Regions from separate parts of the Homo sapiens genome. Here all the other regions are linked to region 7. A link is a loop called in an ENCODE intact Hi-C map of the cell type or tissue named here. Cell type or tissue: PC-9. All regions are shown on one strand. Region 1 overlaps EHF (ETS homologous factor). Region 2 overlaps SLC1A2 (solute carrier family 1 member 2). Region 3 holds the start of CD44-AS1 (CD44 antisense RNA 1). Region 4 overlaps PDHX (pyruvate dehydrogenase complex component X). Region 5 has its middle 15 kb from the start of LINC02707. Region 6 has its middle 23 kb from the start of CD44-AS1. Region 7 overlaps SLC1A2 (solute carrier family 1 member 2).

Region 1 (4,000 bases), 740 kb before region 7:
CCCCACAGTTACACTATTTTGTCAGTTTTTAAGTCTAATTCCGATGACTCATCAGTGCTCTCTAATCAGTCAGAGCACCTGCATTTTATGAGTTACGTTCACTTTAGCTGCATTTGGTTAAGCTTGGATGCAACTGGGGCTATCCATGCTCCTTAACCAAGGTTACACTGGGTGAGAAGTTTGGGATGTTGGGAGTCTGGGAGAGGGGATTTCAGATTACCACCCCCACCTACAAATAGGTGCATTGGCGTGTACAGTGTGGGAAATGGTTGAAAGAGGATCTTATGGTTTCCCGTGATCTGAGTATGAACTTGTGGATCTCTTTGGGTCTATGAAATGGCACTTAGACATCAGTCACAAGTGATAGTGCCTCTCTCCTGGAATTAAATTTGGAGCAACTTCAGAAATGGGATTTAATTGGGTCTTTGTGAAAGAAATTAGTCTGCAACCCTTCCTTCCTCTTTTTTTCTGTTTTTGTTTTTGCTTTTGAGAACTGAAATAATGAAAGGTTTTGGTTTGAGGTTTTGTTTGGGTCAAGCCCCTTAAATGAGATGGGGCTGGGAGCCAATGTAAATGCTTCTGGAATTGAGATTAAGAGCTGAGGCCAGCATAGCTCTCGACTTCTCCTTCCCCCAGTGGTCCTTAGCATTATGTGTCACTTGAGGTATTTGTTAAAATTAGGGAATAGATCAAACACTGGCAAGGCTTGGCTGTGTATTTGCTATTCTGGGGGAACTGAGCCAACCGGGGTAAAATTTCTGTGGCAATCATTGCCACTCAGTCAAGACCATGGGGTTCAGGGCTGAGGAAACCTCCCAAGTCACACTCTGAGTTCCTCTGCGACTTCCTACAGTGTCATCTCCCACATCCTTCCATCCTTCCATCCTTCCATCCTTCCATCCTTCCATCCTTCCATCCTTCCACTTGGGTCTTTGACTTACGGCAAAAAATTCCAACTAAGAATAAAGCTGAACCAACCACTTCCTGAGCCTCAGGGGCTAGTAGGTCTTGAGGCACCCGGGAAACAAAAACATCATAGTTACAGCTCTGCTGCCCTGACAGCTGGGCCATCCTCTTTTCTACATCTTGACTTACACCTTCTAGAATCTCAAAATCAATAGGGGCCTTAGAGGCCAGTTTCTGCTTTTGCATTTGCAGTAGCAAGGAACTCGCTCTCTCCTGAGTCCACCGATTGTATTTTTCAATAGTCCTTCTTAAGATGGGCTCAGGAATCTTCTCTCCTTACCCTTCTGATCCTTGTTTGCTGCAGCTCCCCATTTCTATCCTGTGATTGTAACCCAGGCTGGAAAATGAGATCAATCACCCAGGCCCTAAAGAATCAATGCAGTCTCTGGGGTTGGTGTATTCATTGGGGTAATAGCCCTTCAGTAGGATAGTTAATTACAGCCTTATATGGGTCAGTTTCTTTCAGAATAGTTTATAGTCTCTACTGCATGGAAGCAGAACCCCGGAAAAACCTTGGTCATTTGCCTGAGTCTTTATTTTTCGAGCTCCCATGTAATTGAATGCAGTGAAATATCTTTCTATGTTTTAATGCTAGTTACCAGCTGAGCTAAGGCGAGGCCCAGCGTAAACTGATGCCCTCTGTGATAAACGCAGGTGGGGAAATAGGCTTTGTTTTGATTTCTCTGTCATCTGCCCATTTCATAAAATGCCCGCTGCCGGTGTCCTGTTCTGCTCGACAGTCCTCCAGCCTGTCATGCCAGCTCGGGCTTGATGTGTTTATCCACTGACTTGTTGAGCCTAAAGCTAGGGTGGCACGGTCTATTAGAACACTGAAATTTGTATATCCCGTAAAGAAATGGCTCACAGCTGAATCATATGCAAATGCTTCTAATCTTTGCTTCTTGCGAAGCAGCTTAGCTGAAGTCACGCTCTCTCACTTGCATCACAAACCTGTGGCTTGTTGCTGCCCCTGCCTGGACTGGATAGGACCTTGGCCTGGAGTGCCTGGGAGCCAAGCAAGAGAAAGCCAGGCTGGACAACTTCTCCAGGGCAAGCCATTATTTTATAAGAATGAATCACTTAACCACATGGCTAACTTCAAAGGTCTTGACTTTTATCCTAGGGCAGAAGAAGGACACATATTAAAGAGAGGTTAAAGATCAAAAGATATCAGTGGTAAAGCAGGCCAGTGATTCCACGGCTTACCCCTGCACACTGCAACAGGCAGAGAGGTCTGGAAGAAATTAGGTTCTTCTTTTGCCTTTGACTGCTTATTCCCCTTTATGATGATGGAAAGATTTTTATTTGGGGATTAAAAAAAGAACGTTCCTAGCTGGGTGGAGCCTAGCTTGGGTAAACGGCTGACAACTCAAAGAATATTTCCTCATGGTTTATCTAGTGTAGAGGTTTTAGAGTCCATGGACTGCTGCATGGGCCACAGCCCCCTGAAATTGTTGACAAAATTTCATGTGTACATATATGTGCATTTTTTTCTGAGGAGAGGGTCCAAGGTTTTCGTCTTATTCACAAAGGCACCTGAACTCTGAAGTAACTGATTCTAGATCAACTAGGAACCCACAAACAATAATTGAGGCCAATATACTGAGAGACTCTTGTATTTTTCTGAATTCAACTCCTGGCTCTGAAATAATGGCCCTGCATCCCTCCTGGATGTCATTTGAAAATGAGCTTTGCTTGTGGCCTGCTGGGTAAATGCCACTCTTTGTCTGCAGTACAACGTGGCCCTGTCAGAGTGATGTATCACTTGGAAACCGGGGTGGATGCCAGACCTGTCGCAATATTGTCACATCCTGATGGGATGTTGCAACCTCACCCTGCAACCTACAGGGAGGGAGAGTGAAGTCTCCTTGCATTTCCTGTGAATTTGTCCTCTCGGATTTCAGAGAAACCCAAGTCAGGTGCAGGCCCTGCTAGTGACAATGCCAGGAGAGAAATTCTTAACCAGGATGAGAGGTTTCTTGTTTACTGAGGTCTTATTAAATCCCTCTCTCCATCCTGCCATGACGTTTCGAGAAATTGCTGGGAACACTGAGTCTTGATTAGCTGGGTGATAAGATGGTTGAAAGGGCCCATGAACGTTGGGAAATATAGAATTGTCAGATTGAAATTATCTTTTCTACTAACAAGAGCATTACAGAAGTGAACCTGATTCTTGGCAAGAAAGGCTTGTGTGAAATCTGTTATGTGCAAAGGGAGATTATGTGCCGGCCACCATTTCTGGAAATGACATAGAATCATGGTTATGAGTAAAGCTTCTGGATTCAAACTGTTTGTGTTCATATCCTGGCTCCACATTCCAGCTGTGTGACTCTAGTCAAGTCATTTGACCCCTCTGTTTCTCAGATCCTCCACAGCTGAAAACTGTGGATCATATTAGTACCTGTGTCATAGAGTTATTGTGTGAATTAAATAAAGTGATTCATTTAAAGTGCTTAGTACAGTGCCTGGTACATAGTAAGTGCTCAATAAACAGTAGCTTTTTTTTCTTAACCAATTTAATTAGGAGCTAATGGCTGGCAGTTCATAGCTTTTTTGAATAATAGGCTTCTCCTGATAATTGAATGGATGCTGTGAACCCTCTCCCTTCATATATGGTTTCAGTCAGTCCAGGGGCCCTTGAAGGCCACACTGGGTCAGTGGACCCTAGTTTAGGAAGGGCACATGAAAGAGATCAGTTTTACTGGCCCAATTTCTTAAAATAATTGGCTTGTATTTAGGGACTACTTTGTATTAAAATTGGCTGATTTTTGAGTGTGAGAGTCTTTGTAAGATCTACTTTGGTCCTCCCAATACACACACACACACACACACACACATATACACACACACACTCACACTCACACACACACGGCTAGATCATTTAGTTTTCTTTCTGAGAAGAATTTTTATTTCCCAGGTCCGCCTCCATCATCTCCTCTTTGGTAATAGTCGCAGAGGTTGCCATAATGAGTCATTTGTTAAACTAATCTGTGTTTCCATAGTCCACTGTGGCCCTCTGTATTGAGCTTGGGCC
Region 2 (4,000 bases), 97 kb before region 7:
AAATTATGAACATACTTGAGAGAAAGACTATGGGGAGAATGAAGTCCCTAGATAAGGCTTCCAGCAGGGGTCAGGGAGTCAGGAAAGGATGCTGTAATTGTAAGATCTATACAGACTTGCAATTGTGCCTGGAGCAAACACTTTCCTGGATTAAAGAAAAAATGTGAAGAGTAGATGAGACACATATATATGAATACTACATAAGACATGGAGCTCGTCTCACCACTTATTAGTTATTAATATGTGACCATGGTTAGTGGCTTATTCCCATTTTACAGATATGTATGTCAAGGCTCAGAGCGGCTAACTCCAACCTCATGGAGATGCTGTGGGGATTAAATTTTTGAGCATGCATATATGTGTGCTGCTAAAAACCCCTCTCGCATCTCTGTCAGTACCATTAATTCTCTGAGTCCCGACAAAGGCATTCCTTGTAGGTTCTGTTTTCACACATGTACCCCATGTCCTCTCATCACTCATGCTTAGTAAGCCTGAGTTAGTGATGCTTTCTAGAACATCTCATGGGATACCCAATTGCAAGATGATTTTATAGCAACATATTCTCTCAAGAGGAACCTAATCCTGAAGGAACTGATCTGTAACTGACACAAATTAGTTAAACTAACATTAGCATAGCTGCTCTCTTCCCATATGAGAATCTAGCCTGAAGGTCCTACTTTTCCTTTCCGTGGGGTGCAGGCTGGTCAAGTCTGAGGACTGCTTCCCTAGACATTAGGGAGTCTGAGACAAACCTGTGCTCATGTCATTAAACCCTTAGCTCTCCCGCCATTTTATATTCTGCTGGTGTGTCCATAGTCACATCTTATAAATTATCAAGGTAGTCTCAGGGACCAGCACTTCATTCATTGAGACTGTAAATAAGCAGAATGAACCTTCCTATAAAGCCAAAAAGCATTTATCTTCATAAAACAAGAGATCAATTCTTTCCCAAGCACCAAGCACCCTTTAAAGATGTCCAGAAAAATACAAATATAAGCTGTTTGGGGTGCCATTCAATTTTCCTTCTCTCCTGGGACGAGCAATTTGTAGAATGGAGAGAAAATGCTTTCAAGGCTCTTTGCCAAAAAAAGACTAGCTATAGAGTCTCCTGGAGAATGCATTTGGGCCACAGACAGATGGACTAGAGAGAGGTAACAGTTTACCTCTGGGGCACTTAGCCAGCTGAGAAAAGCATGAGCTCCCATTGTAAATGGAGAGTGTTAATCAAAGGCCAGAAAGTGAAGTGTTAGGGTTTATAAATATGGCAAGAAGAAGCCCTTGCTAATCCAAACACCTTGATCTCTGGGAATAGGATGAGCATTAAGTAGAAGAAGGTAAGAACGTTTGTTCTATGAAGTCTTTCAGGGCCATTACTTTCTTGTGCCTATTTTTATTTTATTTATTTTTTATTTTATTTTTATATTTTGAGACAGAGTCTTGCTCTGTTAGCCAGGCTGGAGCTCAGTGGCACCATCATTGCTTGCTGTAACCTTGACCTCCTGGGCTCAAGCAATCCTTTCACCTCAGCCTCCTGAGTAGCTAAGACTACAGGTGTTTGCCACCATTCTCAGCTAATTTTTGTTTATTTTTATTTTTGTAGGAGGTCTCACTATTTTGCTCAGCTGGTCTCAAATTCCTAGCCTCAAGCAAACCTCCCACATCAGCCTCCCAGAGCACTAGGATTATAGGTGTGGCCGACCAACTGCACCCATTTTTAAAACAAACAACTTAGGCCTTCACTCCGAAACTGGGACTTCTGGGTTCCTGGGTTTCCATATCAATGAATTACCTAATTGAAAATAACATTCCATGGAAAAGGATGGGCAAATGCCCAGCACCCAAGGCCACCACTCAAAGCTTCTGAGATGAAGCCAGCAATCAAAACCACAAATCAAAGTGCATAAAGAGGCTGAGGGCTCCACGGAGAGTTCTGAAGCCAAATAATGCCCAGTGATTGTTGGTCCATTTTCCACATGAGAAGGACATGGCTGGAGAGCCTGGGGAGAGGGAATGGCTCCCATGCTGTTCTTAGGCTGTTCCTGTTCTCTGTTTTCAGGGCCACAGATTCATCCAGGACTGGCCTGTGGAGTCTTTTTCTTACTACTGTATCCATTCTAGCCTCCACCTACTTTGTCTTTCAGCCCTTGCCAGCCTAAGATGCCCCTCACAGGGCTCCACAAACACACTCATCTACAGCAGGCAAGCTACCTAGAATTCAGTCGGTGTCCAGGTGCCAGAAACCACCAGCTTCCTGTTAACAATTCCCTGGCTTACCCTGGGCTTACCTGAGCTTACCTGGATTCCCTGGGCTTACCACATACCTATGGAGTCAGAATGTCCTGGAGCTGGCCTTGGGGCATTTATATTTTAAACAAGCTCCCCAGGTAATTCTGATCTGTTTGAAAACCAGTATTTCAAGAAACAAAAATCTTAACTGCAACTGATGAAACGCAGATATTACTTGGTGACCTTCTGGAAACCATTTACCTTAGCTCCAACTACTTCAGGATCTTTGAGGTCTTAACTCACTGGAATAATTCATTTGGGACTTTCAGGCCTGGGACAGATGATGAGACAGACACTTGGAGTGGAGGTAAGCTGAGGGACTTTCTCAGCCCTGCTGTGGAGCACCTCTGGTTCTGTCCCACACGTTTCCAATAGCTTGTCAATAGACCTAAACACACATTCCAAGAGTTGCTGAAAGGTGCTGTCTGTGCTCAGAAAGTATCACAAATCTTCATCTTTCCCAATCCATTTAGGGATAGGAGTTCCAGCTACCCAAAGAGTGATTTTTGTTAAAAGTTACCATTTGTGGATTAGAACTTTTCATCAAGACAGAGTGAAAAGCAGTTAGTATAGCCTCCAGGTTTATTATTCCTCCAGAGACTTCCTTTTGCAAGGAAATGAAATTCCAACCCATCAAGGTGGCCTGCAGGACCCTGGAGGATCTGCCTCCTGCCCACCTCTCCAACTTGACTTCCTTTTGCCCCCTTTCACCAACCACACTGCAGCCTCTCTAGACCTTTGTTCTGACCCTCAAAAGGCTTTCCCTGCCACTTCTTCCTCTTGGAATATTCTCCCCTCAGTTCTTCACCAGGTTGCTTGGCTCACTCTGCAGGTCTTCATTAAAGGTCACCTTTCCAGACAGCACCACGTGGGCCATCACTTCTACCCCCATCACTATCTCTCGCTATTGCACGGCACTTATTACTATTCGAATTAATAATAAGTGCTACAAAGACAATTTGCTACCATTTGCTCCCTTTTGGCTTTCCCTCTCTCCCTTTCCTAGAATGTAAGCTCCACAAGGGCCAGAACCTTTCTCTGTCTTATTCACCATTATCTCACCAGTACCTAAAATCATTGCCTGCACAGAATAGAATATTTATTGAATGAAAAAAAAAATGGATGGATTGACAAAGATTCTTTGTTTGACCAAACTTCAGTTAGGCGTCTGAACCTTCTTCTGGCCTCTTCTGGGCTCTTTGCTAAACCTTCCTTATAAAATCCGGTTTAGCAAAAAACTCATCTAAGTCAGGTTAGCAAGAACCTCCATCCTCAAAATCTGATCACCCTCAAATCTGATCAGGTTCTTCATCCTCTCCTGGACGATGTTTGGTCACCCTGTGGCCTTCAGCTAGAATCCTGTGGGGTTGGTTTAGCCAAAATACTCCTTACCCCCGAGCATCCACTGCCCCCACCTTGCTCCATGGCTATAAATTCCCACTTACCCATGTTGTACTTGCAAGTGAGCCCAATCTCTCTCCCCCACTCCAAAATCCCGTTGCTGTGGTCCCTGTGCTCATTGCAATGATCCTGAATAAAATCTGCCTTACTGTGTTTTAACACGTGTCATTGAATAGTTTTTTATTTAACAGTGTGGATGGATGGTGGTTTATTGGAAAAAGGAATTGGAAGAGTAGGCAGAGATTTTACTTCTCACTTTATGTTTTTATAGGGGTGAGATTATGAAACATTTTACTTTCTGTTTAAGTTTTTC
Region 3 (4,000 bases), 180 kb before region 7:
GCGGATCACTTGAGGTCAGGAGTCTGAGACCAGCCTGGCCAACATGGCGAAACCTCGTCTCTACTAAAAATACAAAATATTAGCCAGGCATGGTGGCAGGTGCCTGTAGTCTCACCTACTCAGGAGACTAAGGCATGAAAATCACTTGAACCCAGGAATTGGAGGTTGCAGTGAGCCGAGATCGTGCCACTGCACTCCAGCCTGGGCGACAGAACGAGGCTCCGTCCCCCAAAAAAGAACTGAAGCATTTAGAATCATAGTGGCAGTGGTGGTGGTGGTGATGGTGATGGTGATGGTGATAATGATGGTGATGGGATGGTGACGGTCATGGTGATTTTGGTAGTGGGAGTATTGGTGTGGCATTTCAGCAAATGTTGTTTTCATTTGTTTTAACCATCAGCCAAGGAACAAAGCAATCTGTCTCTTCAATATAGTTACACAGGTGACTAAGTGTCACCCGCTTCCACCTTCTCTAATCAAGGAAATGGTGACGATCAGGTTACTATAGATTCCTTATAAGGTGCCTTCATAATGGATAACTGTAGCCATTTTATGTAAGCATTGTCCTGTGATTAAAAAAAAAAAAAGATTCCAGTATGCTTTTGAAAAATGTGGGTGGGGGAGAGAGTTTTAATATGCTGCATTCAAGATTTGACCTATGGATTTAGATTCTAGCAATTCATGAGGTTGTCTTAATCTAAAGCTTTCTGGTGATAGATGTTTGAGAAGCTAGGATTATATTAACTAGTCATGTTGAAACTACAGATTTAACTTTAAAAAATTATTTTAAACTTACTATAATACCCATATTCCAATACACATTATTAATGTTAGCTATCATCTCACCATTTCCTTTTTTACTTATTTTCAATTTTTTTTGAAAATAAGTAGTTGACCTTTCTCTTTGAATCTTTACATCATTCAATCCCAAGATTCCTTATTGCATACTAATTTCCTGCCGCCAAGAAATCTCTGTTTCATGCCCTAAGCCAGAGTATGCCCATTTGCAGTGATTATGTTTCTCATAATCCAATTCATATTGTCCTTATTTAAAATGTACAATGTCTAGTCTCAACCTCATACCTGCAAAGATATCACAATATTTTTGTTAGCATGTTCCTTACCACAGTTCTTGGATTTCTACCAAAACAAAGTTTCTACAAAACTTCCTGTGGTCATCCTTCTTAGCCTTTGCTGCCCCAGTTTCCTTAATTCTTATTAAAGTTCTAGCTCATTTATCAGTGGATTAAGCAATGAACGGTAATTAACATTGTGGACCCATTCAAGGCTGTTTTGCCATCATTTTTTGGAATACCTTAAAAAGACTAAACTTTGTGATAGGCTGTATAAGAATGCAAAGGTAAAGAAATGCAGATGGGAGTGTAAGTGAAAACATGCAGTACTGACCTTCCTGATTGCTCATTACAGGAGACCAAGACACATTCCACCCCAGTGGGGGGTCCCATACCACTCATGGATCTGAATCAGATGGTGAGTTCAAAACTGCTTTAGTCATTTACTGTTATAATCATTGAGCCTAATGATGACTACCAACGAAGTATGAGTCAGTGTCTCCAGAGAAGTGGTTCTCAAACCTTCTTAGCATACATCACAATTGCAGGGAGGGCTTATTAAACCACAATGCTGGACCCCACCCTTAAGGTTCCTGATTCAGTAGGTCTGGGGTGGAGCCCAAGCATTTGCATTTCTAATCAGTTCCCTGGTAATACTGACACTGCTGGGACAGGGATTGCACTTTGAGAGCTACTGCTCTGGAGGAAAGCCTTGCATCTGAAAGCCTCAGGAAGAATTCAAGCAGTGTCCCAATTTAACCTTGCACTACACCAGAGTGATTAAGAGCTTGAGCTTTGTAGCAAAAATGGCCTGAGTTCGATTCCAGCCCTCCGCATATTAACTGAGCAAGATGCTTTAAAGGGTCTGAGACAACATTTCTCAACTAATAAACTTGGAATAATAACAATTGTCACAGGACATTGTTTCAAAGACTAAATGATAGAATACATGTAAAGCATTTAGCATAATCCTGGCACATGATATCATCACTGGTATTTGTTGGGAATTTACTGTGTGCCAGCAGCATCTTTCTAAACACTTTACATGTATTAGGTTGGGCCAAATGGAACTGCCATTATTGTAGGTCAAGAACAGGTCAATATCGGCCAGGCACGGTGGCTCACACCTGTAATCCCAGCACTTTAGGAGGCCGAGGCAGGTGGATCACGAGGTCAGGAGTTCGAGACCAGCCTGGCCAACCCTGTCTCTACTAAAAATACAAAAATTAGCCGGGCGTGGTCCTGCGCACCTGTAATCCCAGCTACTCAGGAGGCTGAGGCAGGAGAATTGCTCGGACCTGGCAGGCAGAGTTTGCAGTGAGCCAAGATTGCACCACTGCACTCCAGCCTGGGTGACAGAGCAAGACTCTGTCTCAAAAAAAACCAAAAAACAAAAAACAAAAAAACAGGTTAATATCAGCAAATTCATAGAGTTTATCTAGTATGAACTCATTCAGTCATCCTATAAACTCTGTGACATAGGTAAGTACTATTATTATCCCCATGTTACAGATGAGGAAACTAAGGCTCAGAGAAGGTAAGTAACTTGGCAGAGTTGACAGGACCAGAGAGTGATGGAGCCACCTTTCAAGCCTGGAGGGCCTTGTATTACTTCTCATAGCACAGTCTGGAGAAGGCATTCCATAATGACCATAATTACTCCCAGGCATGAATTCTTAAATAGACTCCTGTTTGTTGTGATTCAGATCACACCCCTACAAACCTTACCCCAGACTGCAAAAGTCTGACATGAGGTAGGTTTACTAATTACTTCTACTGCTGGGCTACTGGGAGGTTCTGCCAGTGCTGCCTTACTGTGGTCTCCCTGAACATCATAAATCCAGGTGACCCCATGTAAATGATTTAAGCCATATCAATTATTGTCTCCCCTTTTTATGCCCAAGTTTGAGTGAGGCTCACCATCAGATTTAAATGTTTACACATTGAAAACAAATATGAAGATGGATATTTACATGGTGGCTTCCACAATAACTCTCTATGGAGGAGCACTAGGAGGTAGGGATTCATTAGAAATGCTTCTGAAATAGAGACAGAAGTCACAGGTTCACTGGGGACTTTAGGCAGGGCACTTAACCTTTCCCAGACTCAGTTTCCTTGTTAGTAAAAAGGAGATCAAATCATCTGCCTCAGTTGCTTCCTAGAGTTATTGTGAGGAAGACAGGGTACCAGAAGTGTGAAAGTACTCTGAAAAAGTAGGGAGTTATTATTAAGGGGCATGATCTCTAAAACCAAGAGACCCCAGCCACTCTCTAAGTATGATTCTTTAACCATCAGAGTGGACATCACCTAGGAACTTGTTGGAAATGCAGAATCCTTGGCCAACCCAGACCTACTGAATCAGGATCTGCATTTTAACTACACTCTCCCACCCAGGTGGTTTATATGCACATTAAAATTTGGAAGCTTAGACTGTGCTAGACTGCTTTTCTCACCATTGAAGCCAATTGAACAATCTCTGTGCATATGTCTCAGATTACATGTCATCTCCCAACAGGAATATCAAGTGCTCCTCTTTGTGGAACTTGCTACTGTGGCCAGTCCTACCCTGGCTGGATTTGTAGACATCTAGGGCACAAGGCAAGACCTGCTATCTCACATCCATCTTCTGTGGCTTTTGCTTGAAGTGAGAATCAAGCAGACAGGAGCCAGTCTCTTTTGTTTGGCTTCTGAGCAGGTGTCTATTGTTCAAACAGGAGGTTTCATCTTGCTGCACGCACACCCAGATCTTTTCTTGCTGGGAGCACTTCTTCTTTTTTTTTTTTTTTAAATCAAAATAAAGTGATTATGATCCGTTAATGGCCTCTTTTTAAATATCAAAGGCTTCTATGAGTCAGAAAAGAAAAAAAAAAAAAAGAACAGTGAGAGTGACTGTACCTCCTGGGGAGTTTTCACGGCCAAAGATCTTC
Region 4 (4,000 bases), 470 kb before region 7:
TAGTCATGAGAACACTGCTGAATAAGGTAAAGGAGAGAGTAAAAAGGGAACCTTCAAGTTTAGGCTGGGAAGGTGAAAGGAACCTGTGAATGCATCTCTCATTACTCCAAGAAGGAACTGTGATATTCTACAATATTGTGACATCTTACAATGTAATAGGATATTGTGATACATCTAGCCAGCTATCTGGATGCCTCCAGAATATACCCTCTTAATTGTTTCTATGCTGCCCATCAAAAATAAATAACTAACATTTTTGAGACTTATTCTTTGCCAAGTCCCATGTGTTACCTTCTTTCTTTCTTTCTATTTTTTTAGATGGAGCCTTACTCTGTCGCCCAGACTGGAGTGCAGTGGGGCGGTCTCGGCTCACTGCAACCTCTGCCTCCCGGTTTCAGGCCTCCCAAGTAGCTGGGACTATAGGCATGTGCCACCAAGCCTAATTTTTGTATTTTTAGTAAAGACGGGCTTTCACCATGTTGTCCAGGCTGGTCTTGAACTTCTGACCTAATGTGATCCACCCGCCTCAGCCTCCCAAAGTGCTGGGATTACAGGCATGAGCCACTGCTCCCGGCCTACCTTATTTCTTTACAAAAATCTATTTATGGCACCATTTTAGAGAAGAGGAAACAGACATAGATAGAATAAATAACTTGTAGGTGGTGGATCTGAAATTAGAGCCTAGGCAGTTTGATTCCAGTACCTATTCTCTAAATCACTGTGGTATTCTGCTTCTCCTTGAGTTTTTTTAAATTAAATATTTAAATAATAAAATATTTCATTTAGCACAATAGTACATGCATATAGTTTAAATAGTACTGAAAGGCTTGTAACAGTACAGTGGATCTCTGCCCCATCTCACCCAACTTTCCCAGTCTTCCTTAGAAGTAACTAGTTTTGTCTCTTAACTTTCTTCTGGCATTTGCCCATCTCTCTGTTTCTATTTTAGCCGTTTTCTGTGGATGACTGCCGGTCAGTGCCGCCCTCTGTTTTCCCTCCCCAGTGAAATTATTTTGTAATTCTTGGTCAAATATTCAGTGTTTACATTAAACAAATATTATGCACAATTGAGGATTGTCCCATATTTTGTTTGTTAGCTTTCTTTTTGCTGCAGTTATTGCTGCCCTTTAAATTTTTAGTTAGTTTTTTCTGTGATAATTTCTAATTTATCTCACGGTATGTAATAGCTTCTCCACACAGTTTTCTGTAATGTCAGCCACATCAGATACTTTCTCACTTAACTTATTTTTGCAGTTTTTATATATCCTCAGCTATGTAGATTGAACTTCAAGCTCTTCTTTTTGCCCTCTGCAGAGAAAACAAGCTTCAGTCTTCTGTTGAATGAGGGTAGGGTTGTTACCTACCACTGGATTAAGAGAGGGGATCCAGGTATCTAGCTACTTTTCAAACAGCAGCCACCCAAATCCTCCCTGGCTTAGGATACAGCTTTCTAGGGTCTCTTTAATTGATTATTACGTATCTATTTACTTTTCTGCTTCCAAAATTGTATGCTGTTATTCCTTTTCTCTGTGTCCTTGTGGGTTTCTGCTTAAAATTAACAAAAGCAAACAGCACATTTTTAAACTTAGTGTTAGTTAAGTTTGAAAGAGGAAGTAAGATTGGATAAATTTATTGTAGACATGTATGAAAATGTAGGTTATCAGAAATAAAAGAAATAAAAAGCCCTTATAGTAATATCACTAGCTAGAATGACTACTATTGTCATTTTGGAGTATTTCATTTCAATCTTTGTATGTGTACAAGCTGGGCAGGTAGTAATTGGATGATGCCATATACAGGTTTGAGCATCTCTAATCTGAAAATCTGACATCCAAAGCTTTTTGAGCACTGACATGATGCTCAGAGGTGATGCTCAAAGGAATGTTCATTGTAGCATTTGGGATTTTGGACTTTGAGATTAGGGATGCTCAACCAGTAAGAATAATGAATGCAAATATTCCAAAATCTGAAAAAATCTGAAATTAAGAACTCTTATAGTCCCAAACATTTCTGATAAGGCATACTCAACCTATATATTGCTTATGGGTTATCTTTTTTATGTTTGTTAGCATGCCAAGACCTGTAAATGCTGTTTTCACACAAACTGTTGTGCATTCATTTTCTGTTGTGGTCCATTGACATTTTCAGTCTATTTTTACTCCAGTACCACACCAAAATAACTATTTGAACAAAGAAGACTTATATGACAAACGATCCTTTAAAACAAAAAATACTATAACTGCCTTTATTCCAAGTGTTAATATTACTCTGTGCCTAGTGCTGATTTTTAAATTACTTTTACTTTATTCTGCCTTATTTCATCCAGCCTGCAGATGGCAGAATTGTTTCATTTGAACAGCAATTTTGAAGGCTCCGTTTTATTTAGTGTGTTCTGACATTGGAATGAGAAGTGATTAAATGAACAGTCTCTCTCCCTATTAGAGAAGAAGCAAATTAATGTTAGAGACAGGGAGCCACACTAAGAAAGTACTGGATAATTTACTTTTTCATTTGGTCTATCTTCATTTCATGATTTTTGCATGCTTGGATTATAAATGAACTAGAGCCTATAAATGAACTAGAGCATGATGTTTAAGCTGTACCATATGTAAACTGCTGAATTCCCTTAATTACTTTAGTCAGAGTAATGGAGCTTAAATCTGCTTCATATTAACCATAAAGCAGTTTGTTCTGCATTTGTATTTTAAGAGTTTGCTTGTATTAAATTTTTTTTTTAATCTAGAGACCTTTTAGCATTCATGAATCAATCATCAATTTAAAGCTTTGATATAATTGAGTTTGCTGAAGTATGAGCATTTTGTTCTTAGGATAAAAGAAATACTTTAGGGAAGAAGAAACTAGAATTAGATTAGTGTACCATATTTGAAATTGAAGTCAGAATTATGCTGTAGAAAAATTGGAAGAGCCCATTTGAGGAAATACAGGAATTGCTTAGAGGGATTACTGTAAAATTCAGTGATTGGTAAATTGCTCATGTAGCAGAAATGGCAGGGAAAACAGCAATAAGCTAAGCAAAAAATTTTAATGTATTGTGTCATTCTGTTGATGTAAAAAAAGAGTAAAATAGTTATGAGTCATGAGACTTTACTTTTAAAATCAGCAAGTTTAAATATAAAGTACTGGACCACATACATTACAATAGTCATTTAAAAATTTTTAAAAATGTTTTGTAACTGCTGTGGAAGGGTAGACTTCACAAGCCAATTAGATATAATTTGCTAGCTTTATAAGAAGGAGCAGAACACTGAAGTGACTACAAAACGTTAAATTTTAACTAAATTTTGAGAACTTTGTGAATACTAATTGAAAAACTTGTGTAATGAGTGCAGCAAACTACTTACCTGTAGTTGTGGGAAACTAATACTAGGAAACGTAATTGGTGCATATCTTAAGGCCTTCTTAATTTGACAAGAGAATGGTAGAATGTACAGCTTACTGGAATAAGGAGGGAGTCTGCATATAAGTTCAAATGCAAATTAATTAATATTAGGTAAAGGATAAAATTCCATTCCAAGGAGTCTAGAAAAGTCTACACTATCTTAGTAGAGTTGACAGCAGCCATAAAGGGCAGATATTAATTATGTGCAGGCCTGTCACTTCAAGTTTATCTTACGATTGTGTAATTACTTTCCCATCAGAAAAATACGTCTGGAAAAGATACCATATAGTGTTCTAATCAAAAGAGGGTATGCTAGAATGAAATATGTACTTTTATTAACACATTAATGCTTATGAAATGATTTTTCTAGCATGAAAGCCTGAGGATAGATTAGTTAGAATAACTACAAAATATATTGCACATTTAACTCTCCGTAATAAGCGAGTGTAATCTATCAAGAGATAGTATTGAATAATGGAGATGTCCAAAATATCTTTCTTTGGTTTTTGTCACCTTCATTTCAGAGTAAAGATAATGATCTACTACAGAATTTTTGTATTATCATAATTCAGATAAGCAATTTCAATTCATTTCATGAAG
Region 5 (4,000 bases), 810 kb before region 7:
TGTGAAGACCCTGGGGCTCACAGGACTCCCTCACCACGGGGCACAGTGTAAGAAGGTCCACGGTGAAAATGCAGTAGGAGGCAGTTACATCAGGCTCTGGATCGATGATATCAAGGAACAACCCAGGCTGAAGGAAAAGGCGTTTGTGTTTCAGGAAAGATGTATTGAGCCTCATCCATGCTCCAGACTTTGTTTAGGCCCTGGGTTACAGCATGGAATGGAATGAAACCCCTGTTCTTTAGTTTCTTACATGTTGAGTGGGTGAGACAGAAAGCAGCAATATGGTAAAGAGGGGGGAACAGGGGAAGAATGGTAGGAGATCAAGTTAGAGAGGGGAATGGGCTAGATCATGGAGCAACCGGGGCAAGATGTCAAGCCCTTGGAAGGTTTTGAGCAAGAGAGTGTTATGTTCTGACTTACGTCTTGAAACACTCTAGTTGCTGTACAAGGAGACCAGGTCAGAGGCTATTGCAGTTGTCCAGGTGAAGGTGGCCAGGTAGCGATGGAGGATGAGAAGTAGAAAATTCTGTGAAGGCAGAGCTGACAGGATTTACAGATGGATTGGCTCATGAGAGGAAAAGAGGGACTCACGGATGATGCCAAAGTTTTTGACCTGAGAAACTGGAAGAATGGAATTTCCACTTACTATGATGGGAGAGGTTGTGAAAGGATGACTTAGGGGTTGGAGAAAACCAGGAGTTTGGATATGGGCCTTAGATATTGCCATGCAGATGTTGAGTAGACAGCTGCACATATGAGTTGGGAGTGCAGAGGGAGAGGCTGGGGTTCTGGGTATCAGTATATGAATCATCTGTGTCCACATGGCATTTAAAGGCATGAGACCAGGTGACCCCCCTTATAGAAAGATTAGATCCAAAAGAGTAGTGGTCTGAGGACTGGGCTTTAGGCCCTGATGCTCAGAGGTGAGGACCCAGGAAAGGAGACACAGAGAATCCTCTTTGTCAGAGCATTACAAAAGGGCTATTTGGAAATAGTTCAGGTGGTGACTGGGTGAAAAGCCCTTCGAACAGCCTCAAGGACCCAGGCTGGTGGACTGCTGGCTGAGTCCTGTTGTGCCTCAGAGGATATTGTAATATTTGGAAAAATTTCTCCAAGTCAAATTTAAATTAACATGAATGTCATATGGCTTTTTGGTACGTCCTACAGTCAAGCAAATAACAATTGGATAGGGTAGCTGCAGGAAGACTGGGTGTCTCTACAGTGGTCAAGTTGGAAGAACAAAGAATGAGTGATTGATCTTTTGCTACTCCCCAAGGGGAGAAGCCACTGATAGCTTCCTTGGAAGCACTTTGTATCTCACCTGCCCCAGAGTAGATTAAATATTAAGTTTCCTCCCTTCTTTCAAGTCCTAGTGCTGCCATTGATAGTGCTGTGACTTCAGGAAAGTTGCTTAACTTTTCCAAACCTCTATTTCCTCATTACTAATGAGTAATAATTCCCACCATAGGGTGTTTATAAAGATTAAATAATTTTAAATATGTTGAAGCATGTAGTGAACTGCAAAGCAATATGCAAATATAAGAGGTGGAAATGACTATGCCTATAATTACGTGGCTCAATTTACACAATAATAGATTTTCACACTTTGCATAAATAATGAGGGTTTTTATACTCAAGTCACTGAACTTACTATCTTCAGGATCCAAAATCCCCAAACAGAAGGCATCCCCTACTGTTAGCTCAAATAGCTCTTGCTGGTTTAGAGAGTTAATGCAAGCCCCACTGCCTCCTGAGCTGGAAACATGAAACAGAAGTTTCAGTTCCCTAATCAATCCATTCTTTCTTCCTCTGGCTTCTGATAGGCCTCCTCCTTATCTTTGTAAACCCTGTAGCTGGTTGCTAGTTGAAAGTGCCTCTGATCTCCCTCTTCTGCCTCCCATGATGTTGATAAAAAGCACGAGGGCACATGCAGGATGAAAACGATCGTGGTCCTGCCAGCCTGAATTATTAAAGCATTTCAGTCCTAAGTATGAGGTGTGTATATGTTGGGGTGTGGAGTGAGTTGTGGAGATGAGAGACAGCTGAATTACATAAAGTTGAGAAGATCTGAGTTCTAGTCTTGAAATTCACAAGCCATCTCTATACAATAGTTCCGTTACTCAGTAAAGTAAAAGCATTGGATCTAAGCTTTAAGGACCCTTCTAGTTCTTTCTGATTGGAATTGTGTGACTTCATCTTTTGTGGGTTAGAAACTCATCACTCTGTCCAGTTATTTCTATATTATGCCACCAGATGGCAATGTTTCCTTAACCCCAAAGAAAGTTTTCATTCTGGTAAAAAGTCAAGTTTTGTTGCCAACTTTTCCCCCTCTGAACGTGCAAAAGAATGATTTTCCGAAGCTGTGGAGGAAAGAAAGAACTCTCCTTCTGAACATCTCAGGTGGTTTATGCTGGAAACAGACAGGACCCTGTTTAGAGAAGATCTCTCTTTTCTTCGTGGACTGGGAACTCCAGTTGGAATGATGTCTCCTGTGATTGCGTATGGTGGGAGGTGGGAGATGTTGGAATTGGCGTGTCCTCAGGAGGCTTGGGGGTGGGGGAGATGTGCCCTAGCTGGTGGGCCTGCATGAGCCCTGCAAAACTCTGACTTATAGAGGGGCATCAGATGCCAAGTTTTACCAGACCATGCAGAACTAGGAATTGCCAGATGCACTCATAGGGCAGCTAAAATGGTCCTGGCAGAATCAGACTCTTTCGCTCATAAAGGTCAGAGACGCAAGAAAGCGACATAAAGTCCAGCCCTTTTCTTGTGCAGATGGGGAAATTGAGGCCTAGAGCAGGTCAGCTGTCCTGATTCTATCTCCTTGCCAAGTTACTTTGTATTTAAACATTTCAAGTAGACTTTTCAATCATCTCATCTTGCTGTGTTCAGCTAGCGCACCTTGTTAAGCCTGTTGGCCTCCGGGCCTGCCAAGCCCCTGCATCTATACACACCAGGGCATGCTGCATGCGCTCAGTGAGACTTCAACAGCTGACTGATTCGTTCAAACCTATCAAACAGCAGACTTAGCTAGTTGGGGAGAAAAGTCATTTAAAGTAATTGCTTATTAATCTGCAAAACAAGTCTCATAGCAGGTTTTTATTTTATTTTATTTTTTTTTTTGCTTTTAACAACGATATAATAACAACAAACATTTGTTTAGTGTTTCCTGTGGACCAGGCTCTGTGTTAAGCACTTAACATCACTATATCATGCACTTTTGCTAATAAAGCTGTGAAATAGTTATTACTATTTCTGCTTTACAGCTGCAACAGAGACTCAGAGAGGTTAGGTAACTTGCCCCAGGTCACAGAGCTGGAAGGAGCAGAGCCAATATTCACACCCTGATTTGCGTAATTCCAGATTTGATCTTCTAGCTTCTATGCTGTGCTGCCTCTTCATGACAGTTTTTCTCATGTACAGGATCTGATGCAGAAACTTATCGGAGTTTCTTACCGGAGCACCAGTCACCTCTCATCATTTTCCTGTTTTGACGTGAAGGCTCAGTGATAGTGAGCAGGCTCAGGGTCTACAGAGTTGGTGATATCAGCATCACACAGGACATTCAGAATGTTGACTCCAGGGATGTTGAGAGATACTCCTGCACAAAGCTGCCAGCACCCGTGTCCAAGAAACACTCAGAATCTAGGTCTCCTTGTATATTTTCCCCACTACCTGCAAAGGTAAAGAGGAACAGGCAGTGCTGGGACCGAGGGAGCGACAGTCCTAATGGAAGCTAGTGTGTTGAGAGTCTCCTCTGTGTCATGCTCTGAGCGACATGTTTTATATGCACGATCTCATTTAGACCTTGTGACAGCATGTTGTAGCAAGGACCCCATCATCACAGGGGGCAAATGTCTGCAGTGCAGAAAGTCGTCCTGAAGAAATGGATGTCAGATAAAAACAGTCTTCATAAATCAATGATCCTGTTTTACCTCAAAAGTGCATGAAATGGAAATGGAAATATCTTGTGAAGATGTAGACAAATGACGGTCATTGC
Region 6 (4,000 bases), 150 kb before region 7:
TCGTCACCTCCAGGAAGTTGTCTTGCCCCACCCCTATCCAGGATGAGCTCATTTTCCCCTCTGTGGGTATAACTCTTACCTTGTCCATATGTCATTGTAGTTCTTACTTTGCAATTTCATTAATCCGCCCATGAACCTGTCTGTTCTACTATATGATGAGGTGTGAGGGTACGGAGAAATTCATTATGGTCCCCCAAACCAGGTAAGTAGAAAGTGGTAGAACCAGGGATAGAGCTCAGCTCTCTCCAAAGTCTCTGGCTTAACATGCCTGAATTGTCTATTGTCAGAAGTTTGGTAAACTGAATTTGCTGAAGTTAAGACATCATCTCCAAATGTTGCAAACCAGGTCAGTATTCCAGAGCTCCCTGTGCCTGGTGGAGCCAAAGGAGGCTTTCAGAAACCACTGAAAAGATTTGGGGATGAGTACACTCACCATTTAGACCACATTGGCAATGGAATTAATTTAGGAAACCATAAACAACTTCATAGATGCTGTGCTTATTGGAAAGGGAAGAATCAGTCATGTGTAAATGTGATTTTTGCTGTGATGCCCGGGGCAAAGGCTCAGTGGAGAAGAAAGTCTGGCTGGGCATCCTGGCCTCAAGCCCCATTTCTTGCCTGTGTTGACACCTGGTCTTGAACACCAGTAGTTTGCCTGTCAGGGCCGCCCATAACCCGGCTCCTCAATCCTGCCCCATTAGGCTTCCAGACTGCTGATCTCATTACGTGGTGACTACTGTTTTCCAGAAGTCTTGTCTAAACCACTTCCTCCTTCCTCTCTCCCGAAAGAGGAATAATAAACCTCAGAAGAGGAGGCTAAGGTTTAGCTTTTAAAAGGTGATATTTAAAACAAGACTCTCAGTTCAAATTCAACCTCTGCCATTTACTTATGTATAACCTTACACGAATTATTGAACAGTTCTGTGCCTCGGTTTCCTCATCGGTAAAGCAGGAATAATAATCTCTACCGGAAAGAATGCTGGGGGGTTAAATGAGATAATATCTGTAAAATGATGGAATATAGTAGACGCATATAGGTTTCCTTCCCTCATTTCTGCTATCTTAATCACTTTTGTGTGAATACACAGTAGGGGTCTAGAAAGAATATGAACCATGATTTGGGAGAAGTCAGAGGTGTTCCAAAAATTTCTGAACCTCTCCCAAACCCTTTTAAGCACTGGGGTCTGAAAAGCCTACCCTCTCCCACCCTAAGATTTCCAAATAGTATCAAAAAGAAGAAGAGATTCCCACTCCTGTTTTCTGGGGAAGGGTGGAATATGCAGGTTTATTATTGCCAACATCTATAACACAAAGGCTCTGCCAGAGCCAACCTTCAAGGTGACCCCTAGATAGGGAGAGAGAAGAAATGAGATTGAAATTTCAAGGGCCTAGCTCTGGAGATTCTGAAGATCCTTGACCTTGGGAACTCACCCATGCAGAAGTGGAGAGACAGGTTTTCAATAATAAAGGCTAAGGGCTTCAAATTTCAGCTTGGGTTACTAGAGTTCAGTGAGAGATTTACTTTTTATTTTCGCCTCTTCTAGGATTCTTTAAATCTCATTAAGAAATGAAGAGAGAAATGTGAAGAAAAGCTGTCAGAGGGGTAAACTGTCAGAGGGATGCAAAGAAGAGTAAGATTTCAAACAATTGTTCTGAAAGAAAGTTAGTAGCTATTTAATAAGGACTGTCTATGCATATAGCAGATATTTAAATCATAATAAGTATAAAGTAAACTCAAAAGCGTCTCAATAAGGACAGCATCTCTCTTCCAAACCTCAATGGGTTTTGCTGGCTGCACTTCCAGGGCAAGTTGTCTTGGCCACACTTTACTTCTCTTCCACTCTCTCAATCCCTTTCACTGGGCTTGGAGGCACAGCAACTCAGAACTACAAAGTCTGGTCTGGGCAGCAGAGTCATTGGCTGCGCTGTACTCTCCCTCAGGGCAGTGGCAAGCTGGGACCTCTCTCAATAGGCAAGGGACCTCCGACTCCCTGTTTTAGATCACTTCCCCCTTGGACAAAATTTAGACCTTTGTGTAAAAGCTGACTGAGAAAAGTGCAATGTGTTCATCTGTCAAGCCAAGGATGAGAGTAATGAAAATTTTCCCATCAAGGTTCACGTCCTTTGCAGAAACTTCGTTTTCAACCATCTTGTTGGCCTTCTCTGCCCTGTTGATAATGCGCCCCCTAGTGGATGCTTTACAACATGCCCTTTGTCTTCGTAGAAACTGAGTCCTTCCGCCTGACTTCCGTTCTCGAATCCTCAAGGTAAAACCAGAAAGAAGAGGGTGAAGGTGGGCATCCTTGCACTCAAGGCTTAGTGGGGAGTGGGAATGGGAATGGAACTGGGTTGCCTGAGTTGGGACAAACGGTTGGGGAATAACTGATGGTCCACGTTTTCTTTTTAAACTACATTTTGTGTTTTGAAAAGGATTTATAGATCATGAAAAGAAGGAAACATTCATTAGTTGCAATTTAAACGTCATTTACTGAATATCTACTATATGCCAGGCATTGCGCCATTGCTGCGCTACAGATCCTTGTCTGAAGGACACAGATAATTGTAGCCAAGAACCTGCTATGACAGAGGGATAGATAGAATATTGATCTATAATGGCTGAAATTGAGCATTTGCTATCTACTTGGGCACTGTCTTAAGCATGTTGCATGTGTTAACTAAATTAAGTTATTTAACCTCTCTGTGGTTTAACAGGTAATCGTAGAACATAGCTTACAGAGTTATCAGAACTAAACAAGATAATACCTGAAAGATCTTAAAACAGTGCCTGGTACAGACATGCTAAAATAAGAAAACGGAAATGATACTCTGCACAACCTTGTGAGATGAAGTACCATATTATGTTGCATCTACAGATGGGGAAACTAAGGCAGAGGAAGCATAGTCACTCTGCTAGTAACTGGCAGAGCAGTCTGCCAATGTAAACAGCCCAGACCTAGAACATGCTCTCTTAACTCCTATGCCACACTGCTTCTGCCTGAACATACTGACTCTTTTAACAGGAATAGTTTTCATTTCAGTTCTTAAAGAAGGCTGGCATCAAAATTAGTGAGCTATTAAACAAGTGTCAAAATTATTGGGGACTGTAAATCACTTTATGTCTATTAGTTGATTCTAAGTGTGGCACAGATTACTTGTTCATTTGATGTTTGAGGAAAAGTTTAATAATATGCCAAACTTTGGTTCTCAGTTTTCATTTACAAAGAAGCTCTTGGCTAAAGAAATTTCCTAAAAGAATCTAGGACTACTCAAACAAGAGACTGGCTTATTTTCTGCCTTTTATTGTTCCTTAAAAAGAATTCAACATTAAAAATACAAAAGTAATTGTCTACTTCATTTCTGTAGAAAGGTAGACAATAAGACATCCATTTTCTAGAAAATTCTTTATTCCCAGAAATTTTATGCTAGAAATGTTTTCTGTTCCAAAAAATATCATCTAATCTCGTTGATGAACCACACAAAGGGATTACATTTTAAGTCTTATCATTGTGACTGAATGAACTGAGACTTCCCCTCTGCCTCCAGGGTTTAGGGAAGTACGACTTGGACAAGATATTCTTTATTGTCAAATAACAATGAGGTGTCTGATAAACTATCTCAGAGGCAAGGTGGGAGAATGCTCTTTTAGCATAATAAGTCCAGGGTATTTAATTCTGCTAGTAAGAGTGTCAAAATGAGTAGGAGAAAATGGTTTATGTCATACAGGTTAGAACAGAGAGTTTCTGAAAGAAATTAATCCTGGAGGTGGTGAGATGTGCTTGATTTTAGGTAACCCAGGGGAAACCCAGTGTGGTAGTATCTTTTTGATGCTGCCCACCACTCCCCTCTCCACCCCCGCCTCCCCACCGCCAAGCTCCCAGAGACAAGCTCTCACCCTTGTGGACTCAAGTTATCCCTTCTCCCAGTGGAGCAACTATCACTTGAAGGAGGACAAAAGCAGTTGGCATCCAACGTGGAAGGCTAGGAAAGCTGAGGGGACCGA
Region 7 (4,000 bases):
CTTTCTTGACCCACTAAATTGGTTTTGGCCTGCAGTTTGAGAAGCAATATTGAGGTTACGTTTTACTGACCACTCGAAATGTGACCAGTGCAAAATGAGATGTGTCATAAGTTTAAAATACCAGCAGAGTTTGAAAATATTACCAAAAAATAAAATGTACCATCTCATTAAGGAATTTTTCATATTAGTTACATGTTGAAGCAATCATAACTTGGATATATTGAGGTAAGTAAAATCTATTCTTTTTTTTTTTTTTTTTCTTGAGATGGAGTTTCACTCTTATCACCCAGGCTGGAGTGCAATGGCACAATCTTGGCTCACTGCAACTTCCGCCTCCCTGGTTCAAGCGATTCTCCTGCCTCAGTCTCCAAAGTAGCTGGGAGTACAGGCATCAGCCCCCACACCCAGCTAATTTTTGTATTTTTAGTAGAGAAAGGGTTTCTCCATGTTGGCCAGGCTGGTCTGGAACTCCTGACCTCAAGTGATCTGCCCGCCTCGGCCTCCGATGGTGCTGAGCTTACAGGTGTGAGCCACCACGCCCGGGCATAAAATCTATTCTTAAAACTAATTTCACCTGTTTCTCTTTCCTTTTATAGTGTGGCTACAAGAAAATCTAGTATTCTATCTGTGGCCTCTGCTATATTTCTGTTGGATGGGGATGATCACGAGCAGGGTCAGTCAACCATGGTCCACAGGTCAAATCCAGCTTGCCATCTATTTTTGTAAATAAACTTTTATTGGAACACAGCCTTGCTCGCTTATTTACATACTGTCCGTGGCTGCTTTTGTGATGCAATGGCAGAGTTGACTCATTATGATACAGACTGTATGGCTCACAAAGCCTACAATATGCACTATCTGGCTCTTTGCAGAAAAACTTTGTGAACCCCTAAAAGAGCATTGGGTGCTTATAATCTGCCAGTCACAATTCTGTGAGAGTTTTATGACCCTGTTTTACCAATGAGGCTCTGGGCGATTAAGTAATTTGCCTGAGGCCACCCACCTGGGCAAGAAGTCACAGAGCTGGGATTTGAACCATTGCCAGTCTGACCACAAAGCCTGTGCTATCATCTCTACCCTGTGTGTACCTTCCCATACACCCTCCAAAACCCTTCTTACCTAGGTACAGCGCTGAATTCTACCACTGTAGCAGGGAGAACCAATCAGCCCACCTGACCGTCAACCAGTCTAGAAGGAAATGGGAACAGGTTTGGTTGGGGAAGAAGGGATCTCCTCAGGGAATTTAAAGGTTGTTAACTGCTGTTTTAGTTTTAGGACAAATTACCTGCCTTCTAACTGCCATGCAAACAAATACCGCTCAGGTGTGACCAAAATTTAAGCATCTTAAGTCTCCGCTCTCTTCAGTTAGGAATTTTCATTAAAACAGCTTGCCTTTCACTTTCAACCCTCAAACCTAAGGACTTCAAATACTAGATTTGGTAACTCTGGATATCCAAAGTCACTTTGGGGGAAAAAGGAGCGTAGGAAAGATTGCAAATATTTAGCAGGGCTATTTTTGAATCTCTTGATTTAGGCTAGAAGTCCAATGCGCTATCCATTGCACCACAGAGCCTGCTTGCAAGCAGGGCTATTTTTAAGTGAAAAAGCTAATAACAAAATAGTTTGCAGAATGATACCTTATCTTGATAAATAAATAAAAATCACCCTTATCGTCCCATTCCATGTGTTTGTGCACGTGTGTGTGTGTGTTTTGAATATTATTCTCACAGGGTATTTGGAATTCTTTTTGCTTACACATACTTTTAAGTGTTTGTACAATTAAAAAAATGCATTGCTTGCGTAAGTTTTTGTTTCCTGGTTTAAGGTGCACATTTTTGGTTTTATTTTCTAAGTACATTGCTGAGCTTTCGCTGATTTCTACATAGGAAGACACAGAGAATGTGAACTCACCCAGATACAGAGGAAAATCAGGGTCTTTCAGGACTCGGACGGGGAGGGCATCCAGCAAAAGTAGGGCTGCAGCGCCCCCATGTGTCCAGGGCGGTGGAAGTCACCAGGAGTAGGCGGAGGAAGCCGGCTTCTGACATTTGGGGGAAGGGGACCTGCCTTCTCTATTGCGAATACTATTGGGAATTCCCAGAGTCAATCAGCAGTTAAATGCTTACTGAGTTTCTTATTCATACTCCATCTTGCCAGACCAGAAATCTGAGAGAGCTGGAGCTCCCAAGGCCCACCCTTTGGCTGCCTAAATTAAGACTCCCGGGGTTCCCACACTCTTTTTCCCAATGGCAGTGGAGGGTCTTGGGAAAACTGTCTGGAGGGAATGCCCCGAGTCCTCCTCCCAGTATCTGTTCAGGCTTGGCACCCTTAGGACCTCCCCTTCTGGAAGATTCAGCAGTGCATGTGTATGCTTGGAGAGGGAGGGTGGATAAATGTGGCATGAATCTATTTGGAAGGTTTTATACATCTTGAAGTCTCAACTTTAGGTGTTTCAGGGGGGTATTAAGCACACCAGGGCTTAAATCATAGAATATTTCAAAATAGCCACCTTTTTCCAAGCACCTATATACCTATATGTTCCAGCACTGGTCAAATGACAGATGACTATCGTTACAACCGTCCAAGATAGGTGCTATCATACCTACTTTATGGTGGGAGTCTATGAGGAACCTGAAGCTCTGAGAGGCCAAGTCATTAATCCAGTAAGTATCTGGTCCTAGATTCAAACATCTCTATCCTCCTTCTTGGTGCCAGGTGTCCCATGTGAAGGTTTGGGTCAGAGTGTGGTGCTAGCAGGTGGCAGAAGCCCAAGATGCATCATCACCCAGGGTCTCGGGCTGCTGGCCTCCATGCAGCTGCCAGATGTGGCTGTATCTGTCTTCCAGAGGGCTGTCCTTAACGCCTAGCAGAGCAGCAGCCTCTCTGTAAGGATCTGTTTAATGCATGAATGGCACCGCATTTTATTGCAGCTTGAGCTGGTCCCAGGAGACTCTCCTGATTTCTAAAGCTGCCACTTTGAAGACACAGGCCAGCCCAGCTCCTGACTTCTCCCCACAGTGAATGCAGGAGGCTCTTCCCCGGTCATTTTAAAGCTAGATGGCTGCAGGTGACCCATAGCACCCATATCCCCCAGTGTGTGGCATCTGACACCCCCCTCTTCACTTCTTTCCACTGCCTATTGTCCTGAGCAGAGATGGCAAAACAATTCTAAACTGGTGTTCATTGCTAAACCTTTAATTGAATTAGGATTTGGCAACGGGCAATAGGCATTCAGACAAAATGTGAAAGGATGTTTTACAAATGTGGGAAAAAAGTCACCAACCACTTTTCCTCCCAGCTTTGAACATTTCCTTCAGTGATTTTTGTCTCCCCCCATCCCCAAAATAGCCAAATAAAAATTTATAAAAATCAATAAAGCAAGTGTCTTAATGGTGGTTTGCTCAAAATGCTCTGGTTTTAAAGAATGGGAGAGAATAGAGACTCCCTTTTATCACTCTGGGCTTCTTTCACCCTTTTCCTCTTCTTCCCTGTGGCTTTCTGCTGGTGAGAATGGCTAAAGAAGGTCCCACGGCCCTTGAAGCTCTTCTGTAACCATGATGGAGCATTCTCCAGTCCCCTCCTAAAGGAAAAAGACTGATCTGTTCAACTGAGCCCTTCCTTCCTCCCTTGGCAATTTTCAAGCTCCCTCCTTTCTATCACCTCCTTTTGCCCCAGCCCTTGAACAAACCCCAGCCCCAACCCTAGGGTCTAACTTTTTTTTTAAGTAAACTCCTCCTACCCACCCACCAGCTACAGGCAGCAGGGGAGTCCTGGTTTTCTCATGATGTTGCAGCAAAGGCCTGAGGTCCACACTCTGTCTCCCACGTGCCTTCAGCCACGTGTGGAGGGATCAAAGACACATCAAAACGGGTCTCCAAAGCCTCAACCTGCTGCTCAGTCACCACCGGGATCTGCCCCATTGCTCTGGGTGGCTGTGATGTTGGTGTCCACAGATGGGGGGACACACCAATTTGGCAGCCTGAGCCTGCTGGAGTGAAAG

Evidence for each region. A loop is a pair of places that touch in the nucleus more often than their neighbours do. Peaks named below come from ENCODE experiments on the same cell type or tissue, not always from the same donor. Only the 100,000 strongest peaks of a DNase experiment are listed, where the experiment ranks them.
Region 1: a loop joins it to region 7, with 6 times the contacts of the local background. A loop is called at or near these places in 2 of 110 quality-filtered maps.
Region 2: a loop joins it to region 7, with 7 times the contacts of the local background. A loop is called at or near these places in 12 of 110 quality-filtered maps.
Region 3: it touches region 7 in a loop (4-fold over the local background); 4 of 110 quality-filtered maps call a loop at or near these places.
Region 4: a loop joins it to region 7, with 17 times the contacts of the local background. A loop is called at or near these places in 102 of 110 quality-filtered maps.
Region 5: a loop joins it to region 7, with 8 times the contacts of the local background. A loop is called at or near these places in 77 of 110 quality-filtered maps.
Region 6: a loop joins it to region 7, with 8 times the contacts of the local background. A loop is called at or near these places in 41 of 110 quality-filtered maps.

The regions. Positions count from the first base shown.
Region 1 is chr11:34,652,276-34,656,275 of GRCh38, forward strand. All of the region lies in intron 6 of EHF (ETS homologous factor), which reads left to right. Among named protein-coding and RNA genes, the nearest start is that of EHF, 33 kb to the left of the region's middle. In PC-9, a CTCF peak has its summit at 1,932; DNase peaks (open chromatin) are centred at 46, 1,846, 2,776 and 3,276; H3K4me3 peaks cover 1,978 bases; H3K27ac peaks cover 4,000 bases.
Region 2 is chr11:35,293,640-35,297,639 of GRCh38, forward strand. All of the region lies in intron 6 of SLC1A2 (solute carrier family 1 member 2), which reads right to left. Among named protein-coding and RNA genes, the nearest start is that of SLC1A2-AS1, 14 kb to the left of the region's middle. RefSeq lists an enhancer at 1,767-2,268. In PC-9, no CTCF peak of the experiment used is centred here; a DNase peak (open chromatin) is centred at 2,332; H3K27ac peaks cover 1,649 bases.
Region 3 is chr11:35,213,424-35,217,423 of GRCh38, forward strand. It overlaps CD44 (CD44 molecule (IN blood group)), which reads left to right. Exons shown (of 18, transcript NM_000610.4): 15 at 1,429-1,491. It overlaps CD44-AS1 (CD44 antisense RNA 1), which reads right to left and starts at 1,587. Exons shown (of 2, transcript NR_174965.1): 1 at 1,408-1,587. RefSeq lists enhancers at 817-2,016, 3,524-4,000. In PC-9, no CTCF peak of the experiment used is centred here; a DNase peak (open chromatin) is centred at 1,508; H3K27ac peaks cover 3,814 bases.
Region 4 is chr11:34,923,945-34,927,944 of GRCh38, forward strand. The region is part of intron 1 of PDHX (pyruvate dehydrogenase complex component X); the gene reads left to right. Among named protein-coding and RNA genes, the nearest start is that of PDHX, 9.3 kb to the left of the region's middle. In PC-9, CTCF peaks have their summits at 2,338 (motif pointing right) and 2,540; a DNase peak (open chromatin) is centred at 2,347.
Region 5 is chr11:34,584,159-34,588,158 of GRCh38, forward strand. No RefSeq gene overlaps it. Among named protein-coding and RNA genes, the nearest start is that of LINC02707, 15 kb to the left of the region's middle. In PC-9, CTCF peaks have their summits at 2,255 (motif pointing right) and 2,454; a DNase peak (open chromatin) is centred at 2,243; H3K27ac peaks cover 870 bases.
Region 6 is chr11:35,236,128-35,240,127 of GRCh38, forward strand. No RefSeq gene overlaps it. Among named protein-coding and RNA genes, the nearest start is that of CD44-AS1, 23 kb to the left of the region's middle. RefSeq lists enhancers at 1,905-1,974, 1,985-2,054. In PC-9, CTCF peaks have their summits at 2,200 (motif pointing left) and 2,404; no DNase peak of the experiment used is centred here; H3K27ac peaks cover 305 bases.
Region 7 is chr11:35,390,421-35,394,420 of GRCh38, forward strand. All of the region lies in intron 1 of SLC1A2 (solute carrier family 1 member 2), which reads right to left. Among named protein-coding and RNA genes, the nearest start is that of SLC1A2-AS2, 27 kb to the right of the region's middle. In PC-9, CTCF peaks have their summits at 1,975 (motif pointing left) and 2,175; DNase peaks (open chromatin) are centred at 891 and 1,831; H3K4me3 peaks cover 1,275 bases; H3K27ac peaks cover 1,999 bases.